Regions from separate parts of the Homo sapiens genome. Here region 1 is linked to region 2. A link is a loop called in an ENCODE intact Hi-C map of the cell type or tissue named here. Cell type or tissue: A673. All regions are shown on one strand. Links, peaks and the distances in the headings refer to the core of each region. The heading gives the core; the rest is flanking DNA.

Evidence for each region. Peaks named below come from ENCODE experiments on the same cell type or tissue, not always from the same donor. Only the 100,000 strongest peaks of a DNase experiment are listed, where the experiment ranks them.
Region 1: it touches region 2 in a loop (9-fold over the local background); 13 of 110 quality-filtered maps call a loop at or near these places.

Annotation. Positions count from the first base shown.
Region 1 is chr12:115,747,462-115,758,157 of GRCh38, forward strand. All of the region lies in intron 1 of LOC105370003 (a long non-coding RNA gene), which reads right to left. Among named protein-coding and RNA genes, the nearest start is that of LINC02463, 130 kb to the right of the region's middle. In A673, for the core only: a CTCF peak has its summit at 5,856 (motif pointing left); a DNase peak (open chromatin) is centred at 5,860; H3K27me3 peaks cover 2,619 bases.
Region 2 is chr12:113,975,519-113,986,214 of GRCh38, forward strand. No RefSeq gene overlaps it. Among named protein-coding and RNA genes, the nearest start is that of RBM19, 15 kb to the left of the region's middle. In A673, for the core only: a CTCF peak has its summit at 5,175 (motif pointing right); a DNase peak (open chromatin) is centred at 5,213.

The DNA.
Region 1 (10,696 bases), core at 1,411-9,410, 1.8 Mb after region 2:
CCTGAACTAAATGAGCTGAAGGACTCTTTCAGTTTTAAAATTCTTATTTAAAATAACACAATTTTAGATCAGAAAGCTGAGCTTTCTAAAAAATAAATAAAAATAATAACATAATTTATCTGTACTGAGCTGACCATGATATTTTATATACTTGTTAAGTGAATAAAACAAGTTCCCCATTTTTGGAAAAAATATACATATATATACACTATATATATGTGCATATACATACACACGGCAGATACTAATATGGAAAGATACACACACAAAGAAAAGATTTGAAAGTGTACACACCAAAGCTTGACAAAGGTAACAACCTCTGGGTAGTACCAATCCACGTCTATTAGTCTTGACAACCTAGGACTCCATCGTTAGGTAATCAAACCTAGTCCCCCTTCTTCTATCAGTCCATGTGATTTGGATGGAATTGACTCTATCTCCAGCTCCAGTGATGGACATGTGACCTAAGCCTGGCCAAAAGAGAACAGCATCTCTCAAGCGGTCCAGGTTGGGCACCTGACACAAGCCAGAGCCTTGCCCAGACCTGTGAGCCAAGAGCTCTTTTTCCTCTGGGAATAGGTAAGTCTGAAGGCTCCCAGGGCCGCCTAGCAAGAGGCTGCCTAAGAACTACCCTATGCAGAAGAAGCAGAGCTGAAAGATGAAGAGAAGCAGAGGCTTATGGTCTGTTTTGAAGCTGTGGACCCAGTTGTATGTGAGGGTAGGTATACCCTAGACTTTTCAGCTTAGTAAATCAATAGATTCCTTTTTCATAGTGAAGCCCCATGGAGTTGTAGTCACTTGCAACCTTCATTAGTACAGAGGTTGGAATTGGCTGGGTATGATAAGAGAACCTCTACCATTTATTTCAGGGGCTTCTATTTTTGTCGATTTTTTTTTTTTTTTTTTAGACGGAGTCTCGCTTTGTTGCCAGGATGGAGTGCAGTGGCATGATCTTGGCTCACTGCAACCTCCGCCTCCCGGTTCAAGCGATTCTCCTGCCTCAGCCTCCAGAGTAGCTGGGACTACAGGCACGCACCACCATGCCCAGCTAATTTCTGTATTTTTAGTAGAGACAGAGTTTCACCATGTTGGCCAGGATGGTTTCAATCCCTTGACCTCATGATCCGCCTGCCTTGGCCTCCCAAAGTGCTTTTTGTCGAATTTTTTTTTAACAATAAACATGAATTTATAATTTTAAAATGCATTGATGTCCTTAATCTTGACAATAACTTGAATGTTTCAAGCTGCTGCTGTGGACCAAACACGAAACTAAGCAATTTCCACACATTAAATCATTTAATACTCACTCTCATCCTCTAAGATAGGTAGTTATTAATACTATGCTCATTTTATAGATAGGGAGACCAAGGCTGAAAAAGGCTAAGCAATTATTTAAGGGCACACGGGTGAAAAACAGGGGAGACTGGACTGGAACCCAAGTATGTCAGTCTTGAAAGACACGTTTTTATTGCTTCTTTATTTCTGTTTGGTGTTTAGAAGAACTGGAGCTCTTATAAAGATCTGTTTTGCCCACTGGAATACAAGCTCCCATAAGGGCAAGGGCGTGACTGCCTTGTTCATTACTAAACACCCAGCACCCACCACAGTGTTCAGCACAGAGGAGCTCCACAAACAATTGCTGAATGAGCAAATGAATTAATGAATGAGATGTGATATCTGAGACTTGACGAGGCCAAGGCATATGGAAAGCTCATGGAAACACCCGTTTCAGGCCAACATCTAAAGCATTCCTTCCACCTTCATCAGGGATGTATCTCAACAGCTCAGACATGCTTTCCAGTTGAAAACATTCATTTAATTAGCAGGCATTTTCCAAAACGGATGTGCCTTTCTCAATCACTGTGTCTGCCATGGACATTTGCTGAAAAGGTCCCCCCATCCCCCAAACATCAAAGCATGTGCTCCACAGACCTTTCTCCCCCAATTACTTCCATTGGGGAAGGACAGCCATGCGGACGAGAAATCGGTCACAACACGCAAGATGTTCTCTCTTTGTAAAAAAGATGCTTGTGGTGTACGCTACTCTTTGGAAGAGAAAAAAAAAATCTGTGTCTTTAAAAATGTTTCTTTTGCTGCTGCTCACTGGGAACTGCCAAGAATCATTTTTCATTGAGATCTGGCTTCCCCTCCCAGAAACAGAACCAAGAATAACCTATAAGATACTGTTTCATTGGGTTTGTTTTATTTCTTCCTGATTTTTGCAGCTACTGGGATGGGCATTCTGGCCCTTGTGCTTTGCTTTGGTTTAATCATTACAAGTCAGCTATGAATAAGAGACTATGCAACCTTTTTTCTCTTGAGTCTCTGCATCCCAGAGCCTGGGACAGCATTAGCTATGGATGGAGGTGGCACTGGTATTTTGGAAAGATGATGTTCCTTATGAAAACACAATTCTCCAAATCTACTGAGCCATAGCTGGAGTTGGTTGAGTCAAACCCTCACCCTAAACCCTTCCATAGCTCTCCATTGCCATCTAGATAATGAACAGTTGGACTTAGCACGGCATCTTGGCTTCCCCACCTTACCACCAATGCCTGCGCATGTGTTCCTCTCTCTACCTGAAAGATCCTTTTTTCCCCCCATTCCTTTCACCTGGTTAAATCTACTCAGTGTCAGGTCTCAGCTTAAATGTCACATCCTCCAAGAAGCCTCCTTTGCTCCCTCTCTCCACCTTCCTCTAGAAGAATTGAATTCAGTACCTTTTTGGTGCAATTACAGCCTACCCCTGTCCCTCAGCACTGATGGCACTATTATAAATGCCCACTCACTGCTTCATCACCCCTACCAGATCTGAATCCTTTACATGCTGAGTCTTAGAGTCTGGCACATAATAAGCCCTCAGTGAGTAGTTGTTGCATGAACAGGGTGAATATATAAATGGGAGCAGGGTAGAGGAGGAAGTGTCCAGGTAGGAAGAAGTTGAATTTTCCTCCTTAGAATGGTTGGGTTGCAGGGTACTGAACATTATAATGAAGGCAGTCATAGTCCAATCCTTACTCCCAACCCCAGGGTGCACAGAAGAATCAATCTCTCCAAGTATTGTTCCAACAAGGAAATCAACTTGTTCCTACAAAGTAATTCCAGCCAAACAGGTCTGCTCGTAGTTCTCCAAGCAAGCTAACTTTGCCTCAGAGCTTTAACCAACCAATGTGGCTTCCAAGACAAGAGACTTGGAAGGAACCTTCAAAGTCACAGAGAAGGTTGGGGTGAGGACAGAAGGCAAAAGAAAAACAAATAAGAAGGCAGAAATTCTTGGACAGGAGGGCCCTCTGACCCTGGCTTAGGCCTCCAATTGTAATCCTGTGTGGCAGTTTCCAAAGAACTAGGACTGAGATGGTGGGGGAAAGTGAAAGAGAGCCAGAAAAATTGGAAGAGTCTTTTCCCTCCAAATTTTGAGCCTGAGAAAACTCCATTTTACCCTTGGCTTATTGTATCCCATATGGCACTTCATCAGGTAAGCAGGACTTTTTTTTTTTTTTTTTTTTTTTTTAAGAGACGGGGTCTCACTCTGTCACCCAGGCTGGAGTGTGGTGGTACAATAACAGTTCACTGCAGCCTCAACATTGTGGGGTCAGTCAATCCTCCTGCCTCAGCCTCTTGTGTAACTAGAACTACAGGCATACACTACCTTGTTCAGCTAATTTTTTTTTTTTTTTTTTTTTTTTTTTTTTTTGGTAGCAATGATGTCTCACTGTGTTGCTCAGGTTGGTCCCAAACTCCTGGCCTTAAGCAATTCTCCTGCCTGAATTTCCCAAAGTGCTGGGATTACAGGCATGAACCACCATGCCTGGCCTAAGCAGGCTTGGATATCCTTCTGTTCTATGAGACTTGTGGTGCAAAGTTCACTGCCATACAAGAATTGTTGGGCCTGATACGGTGGCTCACACCTGTAATCCCAGCACTTTGGGAGGCCAAGGCAGGCGGATCGCTTAAGGTCAGGTGTTCGAGACCAGCCTGGCCAACATGGTGAAGCCCTGTCTCTACTAAAAATATAAAAATTAGCCAGGCATGGTGGTGCATGACTGTAATTCCAGCTACTGGGGAGGCTGAGGCAGAAGAATTGCTTGAACCTAGGAGGCAGAGGTTGCAATGACCTGAGATCACGCCACTGCACTCCAGCCTGGGTGACAAAGTGAGACTGTCTTAAAAGAAAAAGAATTGTTGGCTTCTCTCAGCCTCCACCCAAATGGCATCTCCTTAGGACAGTAAGTTTTCACTTCCCATTTCTCAATACCTCAAATATCTCTCTCCCCTGGGACATTGCTCCAGGAAAGGTCAAGGGGACTTTTGGTTCAATGGATTTTCTTCATTAACAGAGAGCCCTTTCTTGCCTCAGAATGTATACTTGAAAACCATGCTTAAATGTCCTAGTTTGAGGCTCACTCTGCCAGGTGTTTAAACTCTAGCTTTATCTTTCAGGCTATGTGATCTTGGGCAAATGACCTAACCTCTCTGAGACTGTTTCCTCACCTATAAAGTGGGAGAACAGACCTCTCTCATGAATTTTGATGAAGATGAAATGAGATGACAAATGTAGAACACCAAGCACAGTTTCTGGTTCCAACAAAGGACCTATGATCCACAATTATTATTTCTGTACTGGGATGAATTCATTTCTTGAGTAAGGGCTTGGATTCTACCGCCAGCTTTTCTAACTAAGATTTTGTAATTCTAAAATAGTATGTTGAATAAACAAAAATAGATTTTTCTGTCTTATATAAAATTAGAGCTGCAGAAAATGCAAAAGAGATAAAGAACTGGTTCACTTAGACTCCAGGATGTATCATAAAAAGTTTTGTTATTTCTGTTGTTAATACATTCCTGATAGCCACTTGTTTCCTGGTTATTTGCCTTTTTGGCTCTGATTGGCCAGGTTCCAGTACATTGAGGTTTTCACTGCACTTGGAAGCTGTGTTTTGAAGACCTCGAATCCTCTGTGAAAATGAAAACTTCTTTTTCCCTTTTCTCCCCAAACTTTGGTGGCCAAATACCATCACCCCACACCCCCCGATTTTGAGGACTCTTCCCACTTTAGATGCTTTGTAGCAGTGTTTCTATAATCATCCATTGTCCCAGAACTTAAAGTCTTTTGGCCTCTGAACTAATTCCCATCCTTGCCTCTCACACTGAGAAGTGGTCAAGAAAAAATTTTGGTTCATGCATCCCCAGTTTTAGTTCAGATAATTTGACTCTACCTTCATAATATATGTCACTTTTGCTTTCAACCATTATCCTCATCATTCAACATCATATTCTTCTGTCAATTGCCTTCCCATTTCTAACAATGTCATGTCTAACAATGCCCTGCACATGCACACAACTGCACAAACACACAACCACACATGATCATCTCCCTTTTCTCCCACTACCACCGGCATTCCTATTGTGATGATTTATATTCAGCAGAAATTTTTGGGAAAAGGTTTGAGGAAAACTTTTTTAATGTCTTCCATTACCACGGGGCATGTGAAGGTGTTGTAATTATACCACTAACCAAAGAATTCATTTCTTTCCTGAATCCCTGAAAGAATCTGAATAATCTGAGGACGTAATAGTTTTTTTCCCGCCCAGTGTGGCAGGGCAAAATACACCCATACCAAGATAAATGGTTCCTTTCTAGCTTTAGCAAAAGGTTCTTAAGAGCCGGCCAGCCCAGCAACCACCAAATACAGCTCCTTGACTTGATTACCTTCTTCCTTCTCTATATTTCTTGACAGTATCTTCAACTATCCAAAAGCAGGCCCAAAGTGCCTGTCCCTAACCTAGTCTGAACGTCCAAGAACAGCACAGCAACCAAATCAGGTCCAAAACTAGTAAGCAGAGGCTGGAGTGCCATCTGCTGACTATTTTTATAAGACATCTTCCTGCTTAGCCCACACCACTAAATGCCCACACCACCCCATTTCAAGGCTGCCAAAAGAATCTAATGGTATAGCTTCAGGCATAGGAATGCATGAATTTTTTACTATATTAATATCTCATTATTCCATTATTGGGAATAGGCATTTAGAAACAAAGCCTTCTTTTCACTTTTTTTTTTATTTAAAGGCAAAATGAAAAATCTGGGAAAGACTGACTCTTTTATAATTGCTTTTATTATTGATGTTTTTGTTATTACTATTACAGTGTTATGTTAATAGATAATAATAATAGCAACTCTTTGAAACTCCAATTTTGCACACTTTTAATCTGGATCTCCAAATCAGCATATCACAGTTTGCAAAAAGATTTATGATCCTCTGAGAGCTTACGAGACCATAACAGAACAAAGGCAAAAAATAAAATAAAATAAAATAGAAGAAACTGAAATGAATGAGTGCGCTGCCAAAGGAGCAAGAATTCAGCTCATTCAGGTATATTTCAAGATCAGGTTGATAGGCGTTTCCCATGAAAATAAGCATTTCTACTTAAGATCAAATGGACTCATTTCTTTTTTCCAGGCTATTACATTTTTTGTTGTCCTTTAAAACCAGAGGAAACACTGGGAGTTCTCCTTTTTAAATAACTGTGCCATCTCTTAGAGAGAAAATGGAAAATCCCATAGTTAGATGTCCTTCTTTAGGGTTTATTTTGCCTCTATTACTTCAGGTTTCAAATTAGACAGTAAATTTGCCAAAATCAATAGAGAGAAGAAAGATGTCTTTCTTTAGAAGAACGGATGACATGTTTTTATTTGTAATATTCTCAGGAAGTATGTCGATAACATGCAAAAATCAAATACTCTCTTTCCAACTGCACCATGTAGGAGTTTTCCTAGATGGCCATCTACGTAAATTTTGACAAATATATGAAAAGTAATACACATTGCATATATACACGTGCATGTTTTGATCTGTTATCCTCAAAAGCACCCACCCTGAAGAAGACACATTCACTAGTCGGATGTGTATAAGCTTTCTACACTGAACAAGTCTTTGGGATTCTAATAGTTTCTTTTGTTTGTACTTTGCTCAGACTTTCAGAGGCATCTACAAATTCCAGATCTTTCTTCAAGGGGAGGACTTGGTTAATATTTCCTAGTATTTTCAGCCCCTTCGTTGATTTCCTTCCTTTCTAGTATTTTTAGTTCCTGAGATAAAACCTCATTTATAATAAAGTCAAAATCCCTGGAAAACATTTCGTCAATGAAACATCCAGCTTTGCTATTCATTATTTCATTGAATGAATGTTTTTTCCTTGAAACCTGATGGCCCAACTCTGATTATTTAAAGGCAGACACAAAACTAGAATTGTGTCTAGTTTTTTAATATTTAATACGTAAAACTCTTCTTTAAAATATTTGTACTTTGCCATAAAATGGCCTATTCAAAGGCACAAATTTGCTAGGACCAAATCATTCAATTTAGGAATAATCGTATGTCAGCACCAGACCCAATGTTGGCAGATCCTATTTAATTTATCTCTCAGCCTCTTTTTTTTTTTTTTTTTTTATCATTGCAGGTTATTCATGATCCCTAGTCTAAAATGTTGAAATTTCAAAGCATGACTGAAAACATTTTAAATGAAGACTAGTCAAATAAGAAGCACTATTTCTTTATAGGGTCCTTTCATTATTTCCCCCAGAAATTTGGGGAGGTTTCTGCAATCACCATACATTCGAAATACCAGCTGCTAATTTCCACATAATTTTCTGCCCTGTTTAAAAAGGATTTTTTTGTTGTATGGATTTAGTGGGGTTAGGATTGAGATAGCGTGTGTGTTTGCACGCTCGCATGCAGAAAGATAGAGAAAAAGAGAGCGCACATAAGTAGTTTTGCTTTGAAGTCCCTACATAATTACTGTTAAGATCTATCAAAATGTACCGAGACAGCTCTCCTTGCTGAAATCTGATGAACAAAAAGGCAAGCAACGTCCAGGAAGACTGTAAAAGAATGGATCAAATTAAGAGCAAGAACAAATGCAACCAAGGTAGACTGAAAGATGTTGTGGTTTCTGTCGTTGTTTATGTGTAGGGAGGAATTAGAAATGAGAAGGAAAGACAGATGGGGGAAGAAAGCAAGGGAGAGAGAAGTTGAAGGAAGGCAAAATGGAAAAGAAAGAGGAAAACATTTATGGGGGGATGATAAAGAGAAAAGGAAGGAAAGAAGGGAGGGAAGGAGAGAAGGAAGGGAAGAAGAAAGAAAGAGAAACATTTACAGAGTTGTGGGCAGGAGAGCTGTTTTATCTTTGTGTGTTTTCTAATTCAAAGCTGTATGTCCTTGGTGCCGAAATTAAACATTACATATGGAACACAGAAAGAAAAGGGGAGAAAGAGTGGGTTTCCCTTTTTCATTTCCTTTGTTGGAATACTGGTTTGGAACATCTAAAGAGAAAATGGTTGCAATGTTGCAGAATTTTTCTTCTTTCAGTAATGATCAAACTAGCAGCTGCTTTCAGCAAAAGTTCTTAATGTCACAGTGCTCCCTGGAGTATTGCCTAGAAGGGACCCTAACGTCAACCTTTTAACTTCCCTTCCTCACTCTACTTGTTTTTCTTACAATGGGGGGAGGAAGGGATAGGAAAAATTTTAAACAGTCTCAGAAGCTTTTGAAGAGCTGCCACTGGCCAGGGGAAAGGAGGATTTCGAGAAATAACTTCCGATTTATTTCAGATAGTTAGGAGAAGGGGGAAAAGGGAATAAGACCTTTCTCTTCATTTTTGTCTCCCCCCCGCCCTTACCCCCTTAATCCTATTTTAGTTGAGGTCTGACCTTGGAAATTTCCAAAGGACTTTAATCTCCTGTACTTCAAATTGCTAAAGGGAGCTGAAAGAAAGAGTGCTGCATGTGGGTAAAGGTGGTTTAAAATGGTTTATTTATGAATGGTTTAGGCTTTCCTGATAGTAAGAATGTTAACTAGTTCGTTAGGCACTCTCTGTAAATATAAACCTTTTTCAAAAAATTTATTTCCTCCTTTTTTTTTCCTTCAGACAAAATGCATTCAATCATTAAACCTCAGCGGAGAAAAATGATCTTAAGCCTCCTGCCCCTGGGCAGATCTGACACACTCAAACGTTAATATTCTCAGATAGCTTGGAAATGCCATTTGGTGCTTTCTATAACTACACTGCTCTTCCCCAATCCCCCGCTGCCCTCTGCAACTTCTACCAGAGAAAACAAATTACCTTCATCTTGAAAGGGGGGGAGGTAGGTAGAAAACAAGAGAATGAATTGTTTTTATAAATATTTTAGAGATATGAAAGAAATCCAGGCACTGAATACGTTATGCAGATCTCAAATTAGGGGAGGTACGAACTGATTGAAATCATTAAGTATTTCACTTTTCAGATGAAAGGCTCTCGTTTTGCATTGCCATGTAGAGTTCTGATGTAATTCAAAGTGTCATTTTTGGAGGGGTTTTGGTGATTAAGACTTTTTCATTTCTCTCATTAAAGGGCCGATTTTCCTGATGTGGGTTGTAACTTCGTTCCAATCTGAAATTTCACCCACCCCTTCTCCCCGCCCAAAAAAAGGTCTATATTTACGACTGATTTTTGAAAGAATAACACATCCAGTTGTATACATATTTTTTAACTGTTTTTGATTGTATTGAATTACGAAATGCAGAAACCACTTTGCCGTCATTCTCAAAAGTCCATTTTAAATCACGAGATACGTCAAGGTATAATTACTCATATTTAAAACATTCTGTAATTATAAGAAGAAAGAATAGAAAAATGGCTTTAATAAAAGGCTATTGGAAGCAATTGACTCTCAGCAAATGTTGGTCTTTTATAAAGTTCATAATTTCCCAGTAAATTATTTTTAGTTACTAAACATCTTAAACATGAAGGATCTTAAAAGAATTCCTCATCTGCCACCACACATACATGCACAGAAAAAAATTATAAAGTTTTCTAAAAGTGCGTTTTTAAAAGACCTCAGAAACGGAAATATTTCTCAGGAAATGTCGAACACAAATGTCTATATAATATCTACATGAAATAATAAATCAAAATCAGTTTTTTTCATCTGACAAAACACAATAAACGGGTTTAGAATATTGTTTGAAGCATTTTTTTTAGCTTTCCAAAAGACCAATAATAGATGATGCCCTATTGGGAAAGATAACATGTGTTTTCTTGTAGCTTGGTGGGAAAAATATTTTTTGCTCTTTGTAAAGGAAATCAGATATATATTTGGGGGAAAAGAATATAATGTTTCACTGTGATACGGTCCAACAAAAACCCAGGAAATTCAAGGTTCAACTGATGCTTGGCTAAAAATTCACACCATTGTGCCCCTTTACTGATGGCAGATTTCGAAGCCCAGAATGTATGGGTGAACCTCAAGTTTCCTAACTTCAGCCTCTTATGTCTAAACATCAAATTGTTATTTAACTATTAGCCGGTGTTAGACTGCCTGCCATTTTTTTTCTTTTGTTTTCCCTTGGATATTTTATATCTTTGCTGATCTTTCCAGCACATCACCTGAAACGTATATACTGCATTTTAATCCCAATGGCTGATGCTATCTCTGGATAAGCTGAATTTCTTTTTCAATGGGAAGGGTATTGGACGAGAGAGAAGAATCACAGAATAGCAGGGTGTTTGAGCTGAGAGAAACTGGGGATACAGAGAAAGTAAGAGAAAACACAGATGGAATGAAAAGCTGGAGAACTGGGATAGAAGGGGACCCAGAATTGTCAATGGATTTCTTTTGGTCTATGCCTAGAAATACATTAACTGTTAGGGAGTC
Region 2 (10,696 bases), core at 898-8,897:
TCAAATCCATTCTTTAATAAAAAGGACCAGGGCTATTTGGAGTAATGGCTATTTCTAGGGCTGGGGCAGGGAATACACAAGGTGAACCTGGAGTATCTTGTAATGCCAAAAAGTAAGAACGAGCTCAAAACAAAATTTTTTCCCTAATGGGACACAAGAGCCAACTGAAAGGGCTTCCAGTGTCCAAGGCTGGAATATTTTGAGTAACAAAATAAATAATATGGCCGGGCACTGTGGCTCAAGCCTGTAATCCCAGCCCTTTGGGAGGCCGAGACGGGCCAATCACCTGAAGTCGGGAGTTTGAGAGCAGCCTGGCCAACATGGTGAAACACCGTCTCTACTAAAAATATAAAAATTAGCCAGGCATGGTAGCGGGCGCCTGTAATCCCAGCTACTCGGGAGGCTAAGGCAGGAGAATTGCTTGAACCTGGGAGGTGGAGGTTGCAGTGAGCCGAGATCGCACCACTGTACTCTAGCCTGAGCGAAAGAGCGAAACTCCGTCTCAAAATAAATAAATAAATAAATAAAGTAGTATTGGATTATAACCCAAAGTATAAAATAAATATTCATAAGTCCAGTGACATAAATAAGTAATAGAAAATAAAATGGAGGATAGATAAATTGAGAATTTCAAATCATTTATGATAATACTTGTCCCTCAAGGCTGGGCATGGTGGCTCACAGCTTGTAATCCTAGCTCTCTGGGATGCCAAGGCGGGAGGATTGCTTGGGCCCAGGAGACCAGCCGGGGCAACATGGCAAGATCCCATCTCTACAAAAAATGGAAAATTAGCCAAGTGTGGCGGTGTGCACCTGTAGTCCCAGCTACTTGTGGGGCTGAGGTGGGAGGATTGCTTGAGCCCAGGAGGTTGAGGCTGCAGTGAGCGATGGTCTCACCCCTATACTCCAGCCTGGGCAATAGAGTGAGACCCTCTCTCAAAAAAAAAAAAAAAAAAAGAAGAAGAAGGAACATCACTTCCCAGCCTTATGTGTGGGCTGTGCATCATGACTTCCAGAGACTACACTACAGAAAAGGAGGGAGAAGAGTAGCTTTATGGTGGAGAAATCTGAGAAACATGACCTTAGCCAGGTGGTCAAGGTCAAGATCAACAGTGATAAGTCATGTTGATGTATGTATGCTTGATAGGAAATGACCATTCACCTCTGTGGTCATCCCCCCGGGGAACCATAACCAAAGTCTAATTATGAGAAAACATCAGACCAACCCCTGCTGAAGGACATCCTTCAAAATCCCTGGGCAGTGCCCCTCAAAACTGTCAAGGCCATTGAAAACAAGAGAAGTCTGAGAAACTGTCACAGCCAAGTAGAGCCTAAGGAATAAACCGAATATGGGATGCTGGGACAGAAAGAGGACATTAGATACAAACAAACAAATATCTGAATAGAGCATAGACCTGAATGAATAGTCATGTATCAGTATTGGTTCATTAATTGGGACAAACATTCCAGAGCAATGCTGACAATAAGGAAATCTGGGTACAGGGAATTCGGGAACTCTGTAAGGTTTTCACAACTCTTCTGTGAACTTAAACTGTTCCAAAATAGTTTATTAAATATTTCTTTTGTTGTTGTTGCCCAGGCTGGAGTGCAGTGATGTGACCTCAGCTCACTGCAGCCTCCACCTCCTGGGTTCAAGCGATTCTCCTGCCCCAGCTTCCCGAGTAGCTGGGATTACAGGTGCGCGCCACCACACACAGGTAATTTTTGCATTTTTAGTAGAGGTGGGGTTTCACCATATTGGCCAGGCTGGTCTTGAACTCCTGACCTCAAGTGATCTGCCCACCTTGGTCTCCCAAATGGTGGGATTACAAATGTAAGCCACCACACCTGGTCTATTAGATATCTCTAAAAAGACATTGTGAAAATGAAAAAAGAAGGGTTCAGTAATTCTGTATTTATAGATGTGTATTAATAGCCAAAGTATATTCCAAGTCATCAAGAAAGCACACGGCTGCACCTTGCTTTTTTGGCAACAATTCTGCAGGCTCACATGGTGCTGTATCCTTTACAGTGCACCAGATTGAGAGGCTTGTGACATCAATTTGCCTCAAAACTGATGATGGTGACTTTATTTTTTATTTTATTTTTCTGAGACATAGTCTCGCTCTGTCGCCAGGCTGGAGTACAGTGGCGCAATCTCACTGCAACCTCCACCTCCCAGGTTCAAGCGATTCTCCTGCCTCAGCCTCCTGAGTAGCTGGGACTACAGGCATGCGCCACCACGCCCAGCTAATTTTTGTATTTTTAGTAGAGATGAGGTTTCACCATATTGGCCACGATGGTCTCGATCTCTCGACCTCATGATCCATCCACCTTGGCCTCCCAAAGTGCTAGGATTACAGGCGTGAGCAACCGCGCCCGGCCTGATGATGGTAACTTTGATGGCTTGGTTAAGGGGGTGCCTGCCAGGTTCCTCTTTTGTAAAATTTTTCTTTTTGTCATTAACAAGTAATCTATGGGTTTTTAAAAATGTTGTTAGTATGTAGAAAGGCTCAGAGTTGGTACATTTTAGTTAATTTTTTTTTTTTGGCATACGTAGGTCCTGGGGCAACCTTCTTCTCATCTGCTGACATACAGGGAAACTGAGGCCCAGAAAGGAGGAAGCACTTGCCCAAGATCACATTGTAGAGACCAAGGCCAGGTTCAAGTTTGGCTCCCTTTGCTCCTCCCTGCGTGTGACCACCCCTAGGGGGCAGGAAGTGGACCCAGTGGAGGGGGGTGCTAGAGATGGTTGCCCTGGGGTGTCACCATCTGCTATGTTGAGTGTCACCAATGTAGCCCAGCATTTCACAACCCACCCCAAAAGCCCCTCTGAAGGGCAGCCTCCTATTCCCAGGCAACTGCAGAGGAGCCTCAAGGGAGAATCCAAGTGGCCAGGATGATTGGAAACAGGAGACCAGGTGTGCACTAGCTTCAGCCACATCTGCATGGAGACCAGGCAGTTCACCTGTGGCAGGTGGCAGCTGAGCCTTGGCCCTGGTGGGCCCTGCTGGGGGCCCAACATTAGAGATGTGGGGGCCCCTCCTTCTCTTGGCAGTGAAACAGAAATATTCACCTGGAAGGAGCAGAAACAACAAATCATTCACCAAACAGACTACGGCTGGGAAAAAGCTAAATTCACTCTGAGAAGACAAGCCAACGAGGGTCCTATCCCAGGCTCTGGAGGCTGCAAATTCCAGTGCCGCTTTAATTGGGGCTGGCTATGATGCTCAGTGGGGACCCAGGCAGTGTGCTGGGGATGGGATGGAATTAAAATCAGAATCATTGTCTTTCCTTTTTAAATTTTGCAGTGGTGCTGTGGGCTGATACCTCCTTCACACATACAGAGAATCATCAAGGTCTGGCTTAAAAAGAGAGTTCAGTTGAAGGAATGGTTTGCCAGAAAAAAAATAAATGAAAGAGAGCTCTTTTTTTTTTTTTTTTGAGTCAGGGTCTAATTCTCTCACCCAGGCTGGAGTGCAGTGGCACAATCACGGCTCACTGTAGCCTCGACTTCCTGGGCTCAGGTGATTCTCCCACCTCAGCATCCCAAGTAGCGGGGACCACAGGTGCACTCCACCACACTCAGCTGATTTTTAAAACAAGTTTTGTAGAGATGGGGTTTCTACAGGTTGCCCTGGCTGGTCTCAAACTCCTGGGCTCAAATGATCCACCCAACTCGGCTTCCCAAAGTTCTGGCATTAGAGATGTCAGCCACGACACCAGCCCCATCACTAAATTTGATTATGGTTCAACTAGACAGGGAGCTCTCTTCAGGGAGGCAGACATGATCATTCATTCACTCACTTATTATTCACATAGTTCCTGAGCACCTGCTCCGTGCCAGACCCTGTTCCAGGAACTGAGAATATAGCAGTGGTCAGGACAGACATGTTCCTTGTCCTTAGGAGGCTTATAGTCTAGTCAGAAAGACTGACATTAAAAGGCACACTCAAGCTGGGCATGGTGGCTCACTCCTGTAATCCCAGCACTTTGGGAGGCTGAGGCAGGCAGATCACCTGAGGCCAGGAGTTTGAGACCAACCTGGCCAACACGGCGAAATCCTGTCTCTACTAAAAATACAAAAATTAGCCAGATGTGTTGGCACATGGCTGTAGATACCTGGGAGGCTGAGGCATGAGAATGGCTTGAACCTGGGAGGTGGAGGTTGATGTGAGCCGAGATCGCATCACTGCACTCCAGCCTGGGTGACAAGAATAAAACTCGGTCTCAAAAAAAAAAAAAAAGGCATACTCCTATAATTCATCATTATCATCATTGTTGCCATCACAATGACTGATATACTCATTATGGGACAAGTTCTTCACCTTCATAGGCACCATCTTGGAGGAGAAGGGGCTATGCTTCTCCAAGGTCGTGTCCAAGTCTAGTTTCTGCTTTGAAATGAGTGGAAAGTCCTCCTCTTCAACCACGGGCTGTGCCTGCCTGCTACCCCTCTTGGCTTTTTTCTTGAAGTAAGCAGCGTCACCATCTCTCCAGTTGTCCTCTTCCATTCTACTGCTGAGGGGAGCCCTGGAAAGTCACAGCCATGAAGTAACTCATCCTTGATGATGACATGGAGCCCTGGAGAGAGCAGAAACATAGGAGGTAGAGAGACCCGAGTCCAAATCCCATCTCTGACACTTCATGCTGTGTGACCCTGGGTAAGTCAGTCACCCTCTCTGAACCTCATTCCTCATTTGCAAAGCAGGACCAGTAATGCCTTCTTCCAGGGTCGTGGTGAGGATTAGAGAGAATATATTTATGCTGCTTAGCACAATGCCAATGGCAGTAATAACAAAATTGTATTTTGTTGTGCCAGGTACTGGTTAAAACAGACTAGCTCATTTCAACCTCACAGCAACCCAGTAATGTAGGTAGAATTATGACAGATGAAGAAATTCAAGCACAGAGAGGTGAAGTGACTTACCTGGGCTCACTCAGCCAGGAAGCAGTGAACAGAGATTCAGAATCTGCATTGTATCCACTATGCCATGCATTGAATAGCTGGAGTCTATGCCTCTTCTGGCGTTACATTTTTGCCTCCTAGTATTCTTTGTAATTGCCAGTCCACACTTCTCATCTCCTTTCCTCTTTTTCTTATTAGGCGAGAGGCATCTTAACTCAGCTATCTTTGTGAGGGTATTAGAAAAACTGCCTACAATTCTATATAGCTACCAGCAGGGGACGCCAAAGGATCGTGGATAAGCCCGTGCGGAGCCTTAGAAGCAAGGCGAAAAATCCTTAGGAGGCTGAATTAGGAGAGCTGGGACTTTGACAACAGCGAGAGACATGTGCCCAAGCTGGCCTGGTACACAATGGATGGAGCTTATTCCTGATTTTGCCCCTGTGGGGAAACAGAATTCGGCCTTTTTACTGGAAGAACCCTGCTCAACAGAGCGCCCAGCTGTAGTTGGTCAATAAATATTTCTGCATAAATAAATATATAGATTTGAACCAGGAGGAAGTTAAGGCAGAGGCGCCTCAATACAGACAGCAAGAAGGAGCTGTCTGGCTGGGCAGGGAAACTGAGCTCATGAGGGTCCCATGCAAGGAAGAGGCCACTGAGGTTTTGCAGCTACTTCTATGAAGGTGGGGCCAGGATAAGGAAATGCCAAGAGGTCATAGGGCACCAGGAACCTGCAACAGTGGGAGTCACGGTAGGCTGAGAAATGGCCCCTTGCAAAATATGCACTCCCTCAAAAAAAGGGGGAAGGTCTTTGCAGATGTGATGAAGTTAAGGCTCTTGGGATGAGAGATTATCCCTAAATGCCATCACATGTACCCTTACAGGGGGAGGCAGAGGGAGATTTGACACACGAAGGAGATGGAGCCAGGTGTGGTTGCTCATGCTTGTAATCCCAGCACTTTGGGAGGCCAAGGTGGGCAGATAGCTTGAGGTCAGGAGTTCGAGGCCAGCCTGGCCAACATGGTAAAACCCAGTCTCTACAAACAATACAAAAATTAGCCAGGTGTGGTGAAACACACCTGTAGTCCCAGCTACTTGGGAGGCTGAGGTGGGAGGATTACTAGAACCTGGGATGTGGAGGATGCAGTGAGCTGAGATTGTACCATTGCACTCCAGCCTGGGCAACAGAGTGACACCCTGTCTCAAAAAAAAAAAAAAAAAAAAAAGAAAAAAAGAGGAAAGCACTGTGGAGATGGAATGCAGAGAAACTTAAGGGTGTCAGCCTTGAAGACTGGTGTAATGCGGCCACAAGCCAAGGAAAGTTGGCAGCCCCCTGAAATTGGAAGGGAGAATGGGGTGGGTTCTCCCCTAGAGCCGTCAAAGGGGCCCTGCTGATAACCTCAACTTTAACGCAGCCATACTGATTTCAGGCTTCTAGCCTCCATGGCTGTGAGAAAATAAATTTGCATTGTTTTCAATATGTGTGGTCATTTGTTACAGCAGCCACAGGAAAGGAACCCAGATGCAGGGAGAGGGAGTGAGGTTACTGGGCTACTTAGAGAGGACCTGCAGACAGAGAGACGCAGCCACCAGCAGAGCCCTGGCTGGGCCTGGGGGGACTCTAACTGCCTCTTCTTACCCCTCCTGCTGCAATCACCTGTTGGCGCCTCCCATGGGCTGACCCCAGCCAGAAGGTGAAGGACAGGTAAGGGAGCCATGGGTGATGCAGTCCATCGGGCCAGCCTCCAGGGCACAGAACTGGTGGTTGAGGGGGACACATGGCTCATAACCAGTGCACCTGCTCTGTGCCCAGCATGCATGTGTGTACCCAGCCAAGATCTCCATTCCCCAGGACAGCTCCAGATTTGGGTGGATTTTCCTGTCTTCAACAACAGCAACTTATGTACATTGCAATGTGCCTTAGCTTTGGTGCTTTGGAAACACTTTCTTGAAAACACCTTGACTGATTAGGAAAAAAAGAGTTATCCGTTTGATTGCAAATGGCTTAATTTTGAGCTTGGGAAAATGGGGTGACTGGATAAATGTGAGTCAGGAGTCCTACCCTCAAAGAACCTCAAACCTAACTGTATTTCATATATTCCCAAGAAGGGGACACCCAACAGTAACAGGCAGTACTTGAACTGGTGGGATTCAGGCTGAGTGGATGTAATCCGGAAGAGCCCCCAAATCCCAGGTTCATGGAGTGGATGAAAGCATGCATTTTGGAGTCATCTGCCTGGGTTTGTAATCCCAGCTCTGCCTCTTAAGAGCTGTGTCACCTTGGGCAAGACACTTAACCTCTCTGTGCCTCATTTTTCTTACCTGCAAAATGGGGATAGCGATGATAGTGGTTCCCACATAGGTGTGCTGTGATGATTAAACGTGTTAATAAGCAGACAGCGCATCACACAGTGCCTGGCTGTGGTGAGCACTCCTAAGCACTTGTTCTTATCCTCACTTAAATAAATAAGCAACTTTGGGAGGCTAAGGTAGTGGGGATCGCCTGAGCCCAGAAGTTCGAGATCAGCCTGGGCAACATGGCAAAACCCTGTCTCTACTAAAAATACAAAAAAATTAGCTGGCATTGTGGTGTGTGTCTGTAGCCCCAGCTACCTTGGAGGCTGAGGCAAGAGGACCCCTTGAGCCCAGGAGGTTGAGGCTGCAGTGAGCTGTGATCACACCACTGCCCTCCAGCCTGAGTCATGAGAGTGAGACCCTATCTCAAAAAAAAAAAAAAAAAAAAAAAAAATCAGCAACAGCTGCTAATTGCTTAGGGCTTGCTATGCACTATGAATTATTGTAATGAAATCCCTACCACCAGCCTCCAAGGTGGGTTCTACTCTTCCTCCTATTTTCCATGCTGAGGAGGCTGAGGTCAGGGACTTGTCCTATGTCACACAGTGAGAGGCAGAGCTGGACTCAAGTCTCTCTGGCTGCAAAATTTGTCTTCTTAACTATTACTCCTCGTTGCCTCTAACATGGTGCAGAGATATTTCAGGAAACAGATGACTTAAGGAAGAGTGTCACAGAGACTTCCCAGCACAGGGCTGTGCCTGAGGTCTTGCAGCTTCCCGGTCTAGAAAGATCCCTTCTTGCAAATCCTAGTACACTTTGAACTCAGTGGCACAAAGTGGCTTGGGTCATTGGAGGAACTGAGTGACCTGAATCCATCCTGGTTCCTGAACCACTGGAGGAACCACTGAAGCACCAACTGCCTGGCCATGCCCAGTAGAGCCCGAAAGAAATAGCACGTCCTGAGCTTATAAGATGGGGATGCTTAGTGCAGCATCTGAAAAATTAAAAGTCAGTGTAGTCAGAAAATGGTTCGCGAGGGCAATGCCCCTTGTATCAGCCTGGCTCTGGCCTCAATTCAAATTGAGGAAATTGAGGAGAGTTTGATGAAGGGGAAAGTTTACCAATATGTGTGCAGGGTGTGGGAGAGCACGGTGCTCAGGGCTACTCACAGCAAGGAGCAGGACGTGTCTAGTACTGAAGAGGGAGGGGAGGGCATGGCCTCTGGACCCATCAAAAGGGATGCAGGCTGTGTCTGATGGGAGCTGGGGCCTGTCAGGCATGTGATCAGCCCAAGGCAACCCTGCAGGGACGCACTGGTGGAATAAATGTTCCAGCCCAACATGCTTCCCTCCCTGCAATCTCATTTTGGGGATCCCCTTTGGCCAAACCAAACTGGAAGCCAGAGGGCACAGTGGAACCTGCAGGATCCATTCCAGGCCATCTCCCACAGCACTGAGCAGCATGGAGAAGGTGGGCGTAGAGAAGGGCAGACAGCAAACAAGCCTGCTGGAAGTTTCTCATCACCTCCCCTTCTCCCTGGGGGGATGTGCAGGTGGGACTCAGGATCCCTGGGCTCCCTCTTGAGGGTTAAGTCCTTGACCCTTGGGACAAGGAGGAGAAAACCAACAACCTGTTGCAATGTCAAGCCTGAGGATTAAGTTTCTGAGCATCTTGGAGAGATGATTTAGTGAAGTGAGGTTGGGGAAGTTGCTTGACTTCTCAGCAACGTCAGAACCCAGGACCCTTGCATAAGTGTCTCCTGAAATCCTCCAGAAAAGCCTGCCTTCTTCACTCCCTCAGGGAACTTGCCCTCCTGACCCAGTGGAATCAGCGAGGCTTAGGAGAGGACCGTTTCGCTTTGTCACTTAATATCTGGGTTCAAAATTCAGCAGCTAAACTTGGAAGCTGTGTGGCCTTAGGGTAATTACTTAACCTCTCTGAGCTGGTGTCATGAAGACAAACCTCTAGACTAAAACCTGGGTTCCAAGCTCATCTCAGCCATTAGAAGTAGAGGTAGAGTGACTTCCCCAGCTGTGTGACCTTGGGAAGTCACTCTACCTCTCTGAGCCTCGGTTTTCTCATCTACAAAATAGAGTACCTATCTTGACTATTTGTTATGAATTGAATTATGTTTCTCCAAAAGAGATGTTGAAGTCCTAATTCCCGTGTGTGACCTTAGTTGGAAATAGGGTCTTTATAGATGTAATCAAATTAAGATGAGGTCTACTGGAGTAGGGTGGGCCCTACTCCAACATGACCAATGTCCTTATAAGAAGAGAACAGAGACAGACACACTGGGAGGACACCAAGTGACAATGGAAGCCCAGCCTGGAGTGATGCATCTATAAGACAGAGAATGCCAAGACTTGCCAACAACACCAGAAACTAAAGAAAAGGCACGGACTCCCCCCAGAGCCCGCAGAGGGAGCAGAGCCCTGCCAACACCTTGACTCTGAACTTCTGGCCTCCAGAACTCTGCATGAATGAATTCTGTTGTTTTAAGGAAAGCAGACTGTGATAATTTGTTACAGCAGCTCTAGAAAGTGAACACATTATTTTTCTAGGTACTAAGGTTGCATAACAAATTATCCCAGACCTGATGGTATAGTACATCCATTCATTATGCTCATGGATTCACATGGGTTAGAATTCAGATGGGACACAGGTGGGCTGGCTTGTCTGGGGCCTCAGAGGCCTCTTCTTGTAAGTTCTTAGCCTAGGCTTGTTTCAGCTTCCTCACAGCATGGTGGCTGGCCTCCAAGGTGGCTTTCCGTGGGAGCAAGAGAGACAAGCAGAAACTGTATATAGTTTTAAAATATAGCCTCTAAAGTCATGGAGCATCACTTCTGCTATACCCTGTTGGGCAGAGCAGTCATGGCCCCAAATGGATTTAAGGGTGGGGACACAGACCCGGCCACTTGCTGGGGTGGGATTTGGGGAGTGTCAGCTGCATTGTGAGAAAAAACATGTAGGATGGGAGCTGTGTATGGGATCCTGCATCCTAGGTGTGGGTGTGAGAATTAAACAAGCTCCTGTTCAGCAGAGCATTTTGGAAGCTGGGAAACACTAGATTCCCCTGCTTGTCAATGGAGGTTGTGCTTATCTGTTAGTTACAGTGGAGAGGAGGTGAATGCTAGGCGAGGGATGGATGGTCATCTCAAAGTTGATGCACAGCTCAGTAAGATTTTCCTGTCGGCTTAATAGTTATAAAAAGTGCCATTTTTCTTTGGGGGAAAGGTGCATATTCATGACCATTTTCCACCCTTGGTTAGGCAGAAGGGTTTATTTTGTGCTTCTATGAACTTGAAGGCAAATTCAATTCAACCCAAATGGGAGGGGGTCCAGGCCTGGTGGCTCATGCCTGCAATCCCAGCACTTTGGTAGGCTGAGGCAGGAGGATCACTTGAGTCCAAAAGTTCAAACCAGCCTGGGCAACATAGCAAGACCCCCTTTCCACAAAAAATACAAAAAATTAGCCGGGCATGGTTGTGC